2 separate regions of the Mus musculus genome follow, and region 1 is linked to region 2. Evidence: chromatin loops called from intact Hi-C (ENCODE). Cell type or tissue: gastrocnemius. All regions are shown on one strand. Links, peaks and the distances in the headings refer to the core of each region. The heading gives the core; the rest is flanking DNA.

What was found. Hi-C counts contacts between places; a loop is a spot of excess contacts. Peaks named below come from ENCODE experiments on the same cell type or tissue, not always from the same donor. Only the 100,000 strongest peaks of a DNase experiment are listed, where the experiment ranks them.
Region 1: a loop joins it to region 2, with 2.1 times the contacts of the local background. A loop is called at or near these places in 2 of 42 quality-filtered maps.

Annotation. Positions count from the first base shown.
Region 1 is chr10:88,301,826-88,307,206 of GRCm38, forward strand. It overlaps a transcript of Washc3 not described here. Among named protein-coding and RNA genes, the nearest start is that of Gm51779, 32 kb to the right of the region's middle. In gastrocnemius, for the core only: CTCF peaks have their summits at 2,707 and 4,638 (motif pointing left); a DNase peak (open chromatin) is centred at 2,681; H3K4me3 peaks cover 515 bases; H3K27ac peaks cover 1,830 bases.
Region 2 is chr10:88,142,930-88,148,310 of GRCm38, forward strand. It overlaps Parpbp (PARP1 binding protein), which reads right to left and starts at 4,012. Exons shown (of 11, transcript NM_029249.2): 1 at 3,567-4,012; 2 at 1,011-1,166. The coding sequence starts at 1,163. It overlaps Nup37 (nucleoporin 37), which reads left to right and starts at 4,063. Exons shown (of 10, transcript NM_027191.2): 1 at 4,063-4,143; 2 at 5,233-5,381. The coding sequence starts at 5,295. In gastrocnemius, for the core only: no CTCF peak of the experiment used is centred there; DNase peaks (open chromatin) are centred at 3,333 and 4,052; H3K4me3 peaks cover 1,564 bases; H3K27ac peaks cover 869 bases.

The DNA of each region.
Region 1 (5,381 bases), core at 187-5,186, 160 kb after region 2:
CTGATTAGTTAAGCATTATTATTGTTGCTGCTTTGAAGCCGAGTCCTATTATACAGTTCAGGCTGGCTGGGAACATGCTATGTAGCCCAGAACATGAACTCATAATCCTTCTGCCTCTCAAGCATTAGGCTTACAGGCACATACCACCATGCCTGGAGAGTTAGGTATTATTACTTTTATTTCATGGAGGAGAAAATTGATACTCAGGGAAGTCAAGCCAAGGATTACACAGTTGCTAGGAGACATTGTTGATATTTAAACACAGATCTTTGGCTTCCAAGTCCCCTACATTTGCCACAAGCTTTCATTTGTTCTTCCATGCAAACCACTGCACCATTGGCTGTATCTCCTTACGTCCTGTCATCCGTGTGCGCATTTGTTCTAAAGGACTAGATTTTTCTATTAGGAAAGAGACATAGAAAATGTGCAAGTCTCTACGTAAGAAATGGTGTTTTCTCATTCCTGGCAAAGCCCTGGCAGGATGAGGCCCTTCGTGTGTTTACATAAAATGTTAGTCCTAGAAAATGCTTTAGAAAGCAGACCCAGCTGAGGCTTGGCTGGAGTGTGAGAGGGGAAGAGGAGCCTTTCTCCATCTTGATTGCTGTCTGTCTAGGTCCCCAGGCTTGATTGGGACTGGTATCCAGGCTAAGCCTGAAAGGGGCTCAAACAAGCCTAGCATCTGGGGTGGGGCCCAGCTTGAAGACAGCGCATGTGTTTTGAATTGGCAATTCTTTTAACAGAAGCAATTTGGAACCCAGTCAGGGAAGCTGCTGCTGGGACTGTTACAGCCATTTTCCGTGTCCCCTGAGGGCAGTGCCTCTGAAGGGACTGCAGTTAGATCCTAGGGAGAACTTGACATTCACAAGTGACTTTGAGAACTTTGCTATTAGTGAAGGCTCTGAAGAAAGACGAGGGCATCGCGCACAAGTGTGTGCTGTGTTACCTGCGGTTGGAACCAGAAAGTGAAAATAGGACCCCTTGATATAATAATAGTTCCCAGCAATGACTCCATCATTTGACAACCTAGTCCAAATCTGAGCTTACGGGTTCAGTAACTGGGGCCAAGTTTCTACTCCACTGTGGTTCTCGGTTTCCTCACCCAGAGCGGAGCGACTGAGGTTGAAGTAAAATATACCCCACTTTATGGAAGGTGTTCGGCGGATACTCATTTCATCTTTTTCTTATGAAGCTTTTCCTAGTCTGTGACTCTATGATTCAGCACTTCCTGGAATTCTAAGGCACCAGTAACTTTCCAAGAGTGTAAACTGTCTCCTCTGTCACGTCCAAGTTCTTCCCAGCATCCCTGCGAGAGGAGCGGGGTAGTGACTGGTCAGAGATCCTCAACTGAGCTCGGTGTTCCGCGTCGGCTTCCTCTTCTGCTCCCATTCGGACAAAGATGAAATTGTCCAAACAAGTTGTTTCACAGGGTAGTGGAGCCCTGGTGGGTGTGATGTGATGCTTCACACCCCTCGCTGCTGGTGAAGATTAACATCTGGAATCTCTGGAACACCCAGGACTAGGTCGATTGTAGTACTGGGAGGTTGCACCCTGTTTAAGAACAGGAGTCAGAACCTCGAGCACTGGAAGGGCTGGTACTGAGCAGCCTCACTTGAGAGCCTTGGTCACTTTCTATATACAAAGAAATGATGCTGTTAACTGAATGTTGAAAATCCTCTAAACTCAAAAGTTCTCTGAACCAGCCATGTACAGACTATCTCTGTGGGAACATAGCCTCTGCCTCTGCCTGTGGGCTACCGTCCAATTCCCATTTATACTTTCTTCTGAGGGCAAGCTTTTAAAAGGCTTTTGTGAAGGAGTCTTCCTAAATGGAACCCTTACATTCAGGGAGTATTGGTTGGGAAGACAGGACATACACAGAAAGAAACCAATAGCCTGCTAAGTATTTCCGAAGGACTTGAATGTTAACTCAGTGGTAGAGACTTTGCCTGTATACACAAGACCCTGAGTTAAGTCCCTAGCACCCAAAAGGGGGAAAGTCACTCCATGAGTTAATTGTGTTTAAGTTGGGCTGCCTTCATTAATATGTGCCACATGACAAAGATGATAAAAAGATATGTATGTCCATTTTGCACCAAAGCCCCTTATAGCCTGCCAGATCATTAAAAGCAGCAAAGTTATAGAACATTAAGGGTTTTTTTTAATTTAAACAAATGTATATTCTAAAGACATCTGTCTCTCCCCTGTATGGATAGCAATATGTAGCCCAGGCTAGACTTGAATTCCCCATCTTCCTGCCTTAGCCTTCTGACTGCCAGGTTTAGAGTCGTGCATACCACACCCTGCGCCCTCCTTTTTAATTTATAATAAAAGAATTTATAAAGAAAAAAATAAGGCCTTCCATGGTCAACCACAGCTGGCTCAAAGTGAGCACAAGCCACTGATATGTAGATGAAAAGTCTTGCTTTATGGGATTCCACCCCCCACCTGATCTCTGAGGATAAGGGCAAAAGATTTCTTTTCTGAATTCTGTCCCTTTCTTCCACCACCACCACCACCACCACCACCCATCCAGAAGAAACAGAAATCCAAAAGGGATAGGAGCAAGTTCTCAGTAGCTTTCCATTCAGTTGAGAAAGGATCTGCTCAAGTGCCCCTGGTTGCCACAGCTCCAGCCTGGCCCTTCCTTGCCAAGTCTGGAGTGTGGCAGTCATTATGACAGTCCACTAGCGCCCCCTGTGGTCCATTTCAGGAAACTAGCCATGACCTGTAAATTTGCCGAACCTTTAAACCTTTCTAACAAATCTCAGGATTTCATAATCATAGTTGCAGCTTTGATCCCTGAGGAACAACTGGAAGCCACGTCCCGTGGTTATCTCCTGAGCATACAGGATACTGGAAAGTGCCTCTTCAAAAGCACCCAGCCACATAAAAAAGACAAAGTGTGGAATTAGTTATGAGCATTATTATGTAAGGCAAAGGGGTTGGGAAATGCTGGGTTAAGTAGGATTCAATAAATATTAAATATGAAGGTTCTTTTCTGCTCTTCTTCAGAGCGTCTGACGTGTAGTTTATATCTCTCAAGGGGAAATGATATTTCTCCCATTGCCAGAAGGAAGTGTAAAGAAATTGTCACTCCGGTTTGTAAATGAAGTCCCAGGAAGGTGACAGAGTTCCCTTGGAGGTGGGGGTCATCACTAACACACACACACACACACACACACACACACACACACAGAGGGGGTGAGGAAAAAAGAGGGAGAAGGAGAGGAAGGAGAGGAGGGAGAGAGGGAGAAGAGTGTTCATGCTGCTATAGAACATGGTTGTTTGTAGAACAGAAAATGGCGTTACTTTCAACCAGCTGTGTTGGGGAATCAAGTAGACCCTTTTCATGTTCAGTTTGGTCCACCTCTTCAGGGAGAATTGTTCCCAGTTCTCTGTTCTGAAAACCAAAAAACCTCTTTTGTTGTATGCAATTCTCTGTTCAATAAATACTTATTAAACATCAACTGGATACACAAGCAAAATAACACATGGTCCAAGAAGAGCAAAGATTGGATGGATGAGATCTCTGCTCTGTGCTGGCTGTGTTCGTGGACAAGCTGTTTATCCCCCTTAAGAGGCCAATGGGACTGATGATAGCAGCTCCTTTGATAAAATATGTTGAGGATTTAATCCCACAGTGCTCAAACTGTGGGTCTCAACCCTCTCTTTTTTTATTAGATATTTTCTTCATTTACATTTCAAATGCTATCCTGAAAGTCCCCTGTACCCTCCCCCAGCCCTGTTACCCTACCCACCCACTATTGCTTCCTGGTCCTGGCGTTCCCCTGTACTGGGGCATATGATCTTCGAAAGACCAAGGGCCTCTCCTCCCATTGATGGCCGACTAGGCCATCCTCTGCTACATATGCAACTAGAGACACAGTTCTGGTGGGTACTGGTTACTTCATATTGTTGACCCAAAGATTTATTTATTGTATATGTATGAGTACACTGTAGTTGTCTTCAGACATATCAAATCCCATTACACAGGGTTGTGAGCCACCATGTGGTTGTTGGGAATTGAACTCAGGACCTCTGGGAGAGTAGTTGGGGCTCTTAACCACTGACCCATCTCTCCAGTCCTCAACCCTTTCATCTCAGCTATCCTGCATATCACATATTTGCATTATGCTTCGTAACAGTAGCAAAATTACAGTTACAAAGTAGCAATGAGGATAATTTTATGGTTGAGGGTCACCACAGCATGAGGAACTGTATTAAAGGATCACAGCATTGGGAAGGTGAGAGCCCCTACTTTAATAAGGTAATACCCACAGAATGGCTAGCACAAGGCTAGCATATAAAGGAAACTCAGTAACTATTTATTTACTTCAGTTATTGTTGTTGTTGTTGTTGTTGAGATAATTCAGGCATGGCGCCTGCCCTCAAGGACTTGATAGTCCCTTGAGAGACAGATGACAAGGACATTTGACATAGCAATATGAAGGAATGGGTCAGAGAGAGCAATGCCACTTGCCCACACCAGCCTGCTCTTAGTGACTAGCTCAAGTGCCATTTAAATTTCATTCTTGTGGCTGCAGAGATGGCTCAGTGATTAGGAGCACTGGCTGCTCAATTCCCAGCAACCACATGGTGGCTCACAACCACCTGTAATAGGATCTGATGCCCTCTACTGGCACATACATGTACATGCAGATAGAGTGCTTATATACATAAAATAAATTAATCGAATAAATATTAAAAAGTAAACTGCATTCTTTTCTCAATTTTTATCGGCATATACTAGTAGCACATAATGGGTTTCATCGTACATCTCATAGTGCACATGACATAATCCACTCATATTCTTCTCCCATCACCTTCCTTCACCCCACTTCTGTTCCACTTATACCCTTTTCATCTTCTCCATTATCTTTCACTTTCTTTCTGCTTTCTCTTCCTTCTTCCTTCATGCATTGGCTAGTTTTATGTCAAGTTGATATAAGCTGGAGTCGTCTAAGAGGAGGGAACCTCAACCGAACATTTACCTCTATAATACTGGACTCTAGGCAAGGCTGTAGAGCATGTTCTTAATTAGAGATTATGGGGGAGGGCCCTGCCCATAGTGGGAGGAGCCATCCTTGGGCTGGTGGTCCTGGGTCTATAAGAAAGCAGGCTGAGCAAGCCATGGGAAGCAAGCCAGTAAGCAGCACTCTCCATGGCCTCTGCATCAGCTCCTGCCTCCAGGTTGCTGCACTGCTGGAGTTCCTGTCCTGACTTCCTCCAAGGATGAACAAATGATGCGAAGTGTAAGGCAACTAAACCCTTTCCTTCCCAACTTGCTTTTCAGCCATAGTGTTTCACTGCAGCAGCAATAAATACCTTAGTAAAACACTTTCTTTCCATCTTTCCCTCCTTTCTTTCTTTTATCCGACAAG
Region 2 (5,381 bases), core at 291-5,290:
GGGTTGCCTTATCCAGCCTTGATCATGTTTGGTTGATATCTCTGGGAGGCCTGCTCTTTTATGAAGGGAAAGGAGGAGAAGTGGATCTAGGGAGAGGGGAGGTGAGAGGGAGGGACTTAGAGGAGAGGAAGGAGGGGAAACTGCAGTCAGGATGTAATATATGAGAGAAGAATAAACAAACAAACTAATTAATTAATACCTCCCAAATGATTTTGATGCATAAACAGATTTAAGAACACTAAATCCATACAACAGGGCTGAAAGTAGACATAAAATACTTTACATTGAATAAAAATGATACCTGCTCCTCTAGGGCTTCTTTTTAGGGAACAAAGGAACAATTATTAAGTAGGAATATATTTAATCATAAGAGCTACAGATTTAATCTTTATGATTTCTTTCATGAGATACCAAGTGTCTTAGTTAGGGTTTTACTGCTGTGAACAGACACCATGACCAAGGCAAGTTTTATAAAAAACAACATTTAATTGGGGCTGGCTTACAGGTTCAGAGGTTCAGTCCATTATCGTCAAGGTAGGAGCATGGCAGTATCCAGGCAGGCATGGCACAGGAGGAGCTGAGAGTTCTATGTCTTCATCCAAAGGCTGCCAGTGGAAGACTGACTTCCAGGCAACTAGGGTGAGGATCTTATACCCACACCCACAGTGACACACCCATTCCAACCAGGTCACACCTATTCCAACAAGGCCATACCTTCAGATGGTGCCACTCCCTGGTCCAAGGATATACAAACCACCACACCAAGTATCCACATTTTACATTCAAATTATACACACAAAATAAATCATTTCAGATATACAGGCAATTTTTTTCCAAAAGTTCCAACTGTAATATTTTGAGACAGATATGCAGAAGCATTTCTGAAACACTCTATTTTAGGAAGGCAAATAATGCAAAGAAAATGATGTGTGTAATTAGGCTCAAACTTATTATACTGGGCAACAAGTAAAATTGGGTTAAAAAAGTTAAGCTAACCATAGTACACTGACCTGTTTGTTGTTTTCTGCCATGGACAGCTGCAGGGCCAGGAGCATGGAGTCTGGACCGCATAACGTAGTTCTTTCAGAGCTACAAAGAGCACGCCAACTCCTCCTAAACTCTTTAATCATACCCAAGACGGGCAGCTGATTAAGCACAGCCATCCTCTTAGAGAAGAACAGAATACAATGTTAAAGTGCCTTGTTTTAATTGGAAAGTAACATTTAACATGTGTAAGCAAGCATGGTTAGAAAACATAAGCAGTGAACAAGAACTCATTTTACATTTACCAAGAGTGCTTTTAATGAAATTTTAAAAACCAAATAATACCATTTCTGCCCAATCATATTTTCCTCTCCTTTAGTTTTCTTAAGCCAAATCTTTTGAAATCATAAAAATCCAACCTTCAATTTTGAAAATTCACATAAAACAGACATGCAAATTTGTAATTATAGACACAGATGTCACTAATTAAATCTGTATTTTAAGATAGTTGTTTTGAGACAAATGGTACTATATGTAGTAGATTTGGGGTGGGAGTGTATTGTTCCAAAATAAATGGTTTTCTTTTCTGCTCACTTGAATTGGGAACAGTCTTAGACTTGATTTGAGTAGTAGACTATGAAATAATTAGAATTCTAAGCCTAGGCTTTAAGAGGTTTGTGTGAAATAGTTACTATAGCAAGGCTCTAAAAACTTAGATTCCAGTAGAGTTTCCATTAAGAGTATTTAACTGTGCTGAACTGTTTTTATAAATCATATGTGTTTTATGATGAACACCTAATTTCCTTGACTCTGGTCTCTTTTGGTACATGTTGGACAGGGCATGCCTATGAGTCTACTCCCCAGTAAAAACTCTGGCAGAGTTTCTAATAACTTTCCTCAATAGACAACATTCCCCATGACTGTCACAGCCTGTGTCTGGGAGAACTAAGCATGACTCTCTGAGGACATTGAGAAGCCTGGGCTTGGTCTCCCTCAATCTACTTCACATGCCTTTTCCCTTCACTAACACTACCTTGATCCTTTTGCTACAGTGGTTCCCACCTGCAGCTACACCTCAATGTTGACTTTCCTGCTCCTCCTAGCAAATGACCCCTCTGGGGAGACCTAACTCCCAAGCCCGGGTAAGGTGCTGAAGAAAGCATGCAAAGAGAAGTAAGGTATTCCTGCTGCCAACTGATACAACTCACAGCCATGAAAGAGGCAGCTTATCCTGGGGAGACCCCATCAACATGGAAGGTGAGCCGGCAGCACCAGTCATCTGCTCAAGGCTAGCAGAGGAATCAATAACTTAACCAGCCCAAACTGCCGACCCACAGATTCAAAGCAAATACTCGGTTGCTATTGTACAGTGACTATGGTTTTTGATGTTTTGTTACACAGCAAACTGATAATAAGCCAACGAACAAATGAAGCTTCTTAGTGCCAAATACTTTCCATTTAATATTAATTACTTTGTTCCATCTCCTGTGTCCTGATGATGTCAGTCTACAAATGTCTGGTTTTGACACATGAAGAAAATAATGTTCAATGACACGAAGCTAGTAAATAGCCAAAAAAGCATAAATTCAAGATTTCTAAGTTTTCCCTAACTTCTGCATGCATACAGAACCCTTTCAAAATAAGCCTAGATGTGTCTGTATTCTAGGCAGCCATGCTATGGAATCAGTCCCCTCTCTACTTCCAGTCTTCTCTGTGTCTCTTTTTACAAGTCTGCTGTGTGTATATGTTCGCCTTTATGTAAGCACATGTGTATGGAGGCCCAAGGTTGACACTGAGTGTCTTCTCCACTGCTCTCCACCTTGTTGACTTGCCCCGGCATCACTTGTCTACACCTCTAGCACACTGGGGTTGCAAGCAGACTACTACACCAGTGTCTCCGTTAGCCCTGGGGATTTGGATTCCAGTCCTCATAGCTGTCCAGGCGCTTTATCCAGTGAGCCACCTCCCCAGGCCTCACTCACAATTCTCTGATGAGCACCTAGGTTATCTCCTATTTATCTCTTAAAAAACAAAATTGAAGAAGACACAAAAGCATGAGCTATGGGTGATATGATTAGTTTGCCTGAAATATTTTTTTTTTCCATCAACCATTTAAACATGTAAAACCATGTTTAGTTCTAGATCTGGCTATTCACCAACAGGCATCTGGGCTGGCATGCCAATATCCACTGTAGTTCCAGCTTTTCCAGGGTTACCTAACTTTAGATCTGGCTGCCCAGGTATAAGAATGGTCACAAAGCAATCAGGACTATGCCGCCCCCTCTGTTCTACCTCCCAGCCTGTTGTGAAGACTCGATGAGACGCTGGATATGAACAAAACAGAAGGTGTCAGAGGGAATAAACTCTTGCTTTTAAACTGGATTCAAAGTGCACTGGAGCAGAAAATCTGAGACAGGTAGTTGTCGCTGGAAGGTAAAGTGAGAGAGCACCACACTTAGCTAACTATCCCTGCCACCACACCCCTGCATTAGCTGTACCTCGTGATTACCACAAATTTCTCCACGTCCATAATTGGGACTACTTAACAGAATTATAAGGCACCAGTGAAGGAAATAGCCAACCTCCTTATTGCCAGCACTTAGCAAATCTCCATTAAAAGATGACAGGTGACAGTTATTCTTCTTGCCTGGTCCGGAATGGCCCTCTGAAGGATGCAACGACAGAAAATCTGAGAAGCCTGCACTCGTCGTGTGCCAGATCCCCGATCTAACGGACTAAAAGAAGATTTTGATGGGTTTCGGTCTTGCCGAAGCCCTAGCGTCTTTTTTTCCACGGGACACCGTGAAGTCGGGGCGAAGCCACTGCGCAGACAACGCCACTGGCTGGCACGTCGCTGTCACCGAGATGCGTTCGCAGAGCAGCAGCCCGAATGCCCACTGGAACTGCGACCCGGGGGCACAGAAGAGACCAGACCCACCTCGTCCAGTGACCCAGGCTGGGTGCAAGCGGAGGGAGGAGCAGCGCAGCCAGGACGCCGGAAGGCAGAGGTTTGAATCGCCTCGGCGTCCCTTTCAAATCTCGCGGCACGACCTGGGAACCAATCGCCGCGCTCGCCCTCCGACCCGGAAGCAGAGCGGGCGCACGCCCTGGCCACCTATGGTCGGGAGAGCCTTGCCCAGGTCGCCTCCCCTGCTTTAGGTGCGTATCGAGTGCGGTGACCGGGGATCGCCAGCTTGTGCTGCTTCCCCAGGGGCGCTTCCCTGTTCTCCAGAGCTCTTCCTTGTGACCTCGCGAGGTGGGAGTGGGTTTTCTCGGGCGACGCGTGGGGGACACAACTCCAGGGACCCTGGGAATATTGACCCAGGGCTTTAAAGACCTGGAGGTCAGGGGTTGCCATCAAATCCGGACCTCAAGTCCCCTGCATGCCTTATACCTCTCTGCTCTATGGTCTTCTCACCTGCCGGTCCCGCGTAACATGTGTCCAGTCTCTCTGAGATGGGACTTAATCTGAAAAAACTCAGCAGATAACTCAGGATTTTACGTGTTCTTTCTTAGCCTAGGGTGCCTCCTTTTCATTAACAACAAAGTAAAAATTAATTTGCACGTGAGAATGCTATTTCTACAGTACACACTACCTGTCTCGAGACAAATTAGTTGAGGATTGTGACAGGTGTTAATAACGTTAGTATCACACATTACTCCAGAGCCTGTATTTTTTAATCTCCTTATTTTATTGCATGGGTAATGGTTGGTTATAACTATTGCTACCTGATATTATCCTTCAAGGCTCTTGGACTCCATGTGTCTTTAGGCAGGGGTGGGACTTTCCAGTTCATCGGACCCTTGATAGTTCAGGTGGTCTGTCAAATTAGAATGTTAAAGGTCATATAATTCGAACAAATAATGTAGCATAGTCCTGAGATAGGCAGGTGTGTGTATTTGTGTTTTCTCTAGCATGTAGGCCCAACACATGCTAAATCTTTTAAATCCTCAACCTGTTGACGAACTTGGCAAATTTCTTCATAGGCAAAGAAGGGACTATTGGTAGTACCGGCGTTTATGGTACTCTTGCATATGACAGTGTCAGTACAACTTTCCAACTACAAATAGTGCTGCATCTCTATTGCTTAATAATCTTAGGACTCTATTTGTATTAAATTTATTCATGTGTGTGTTAATATAAGCAGACTTCTCTTTTGAGCTGGCTCTGACATTGCTATACCAAGCCCCATTATGATTCTTCTGTTGAATGACAAACACTTTGTAAATTTTGTTTGTGATCCACAGTTTCCTGACAGGCAATAAACAACTATTTGATTCTTACAACTGCTCCAGCTTTGGGATACAAGATGAAGCAAGATGCTACAAGAAATGCTGCGTACACCGTGGATTGCGAAGATTATGTGCACGTGGTAGAATTTAATCCCTTTGAGAGT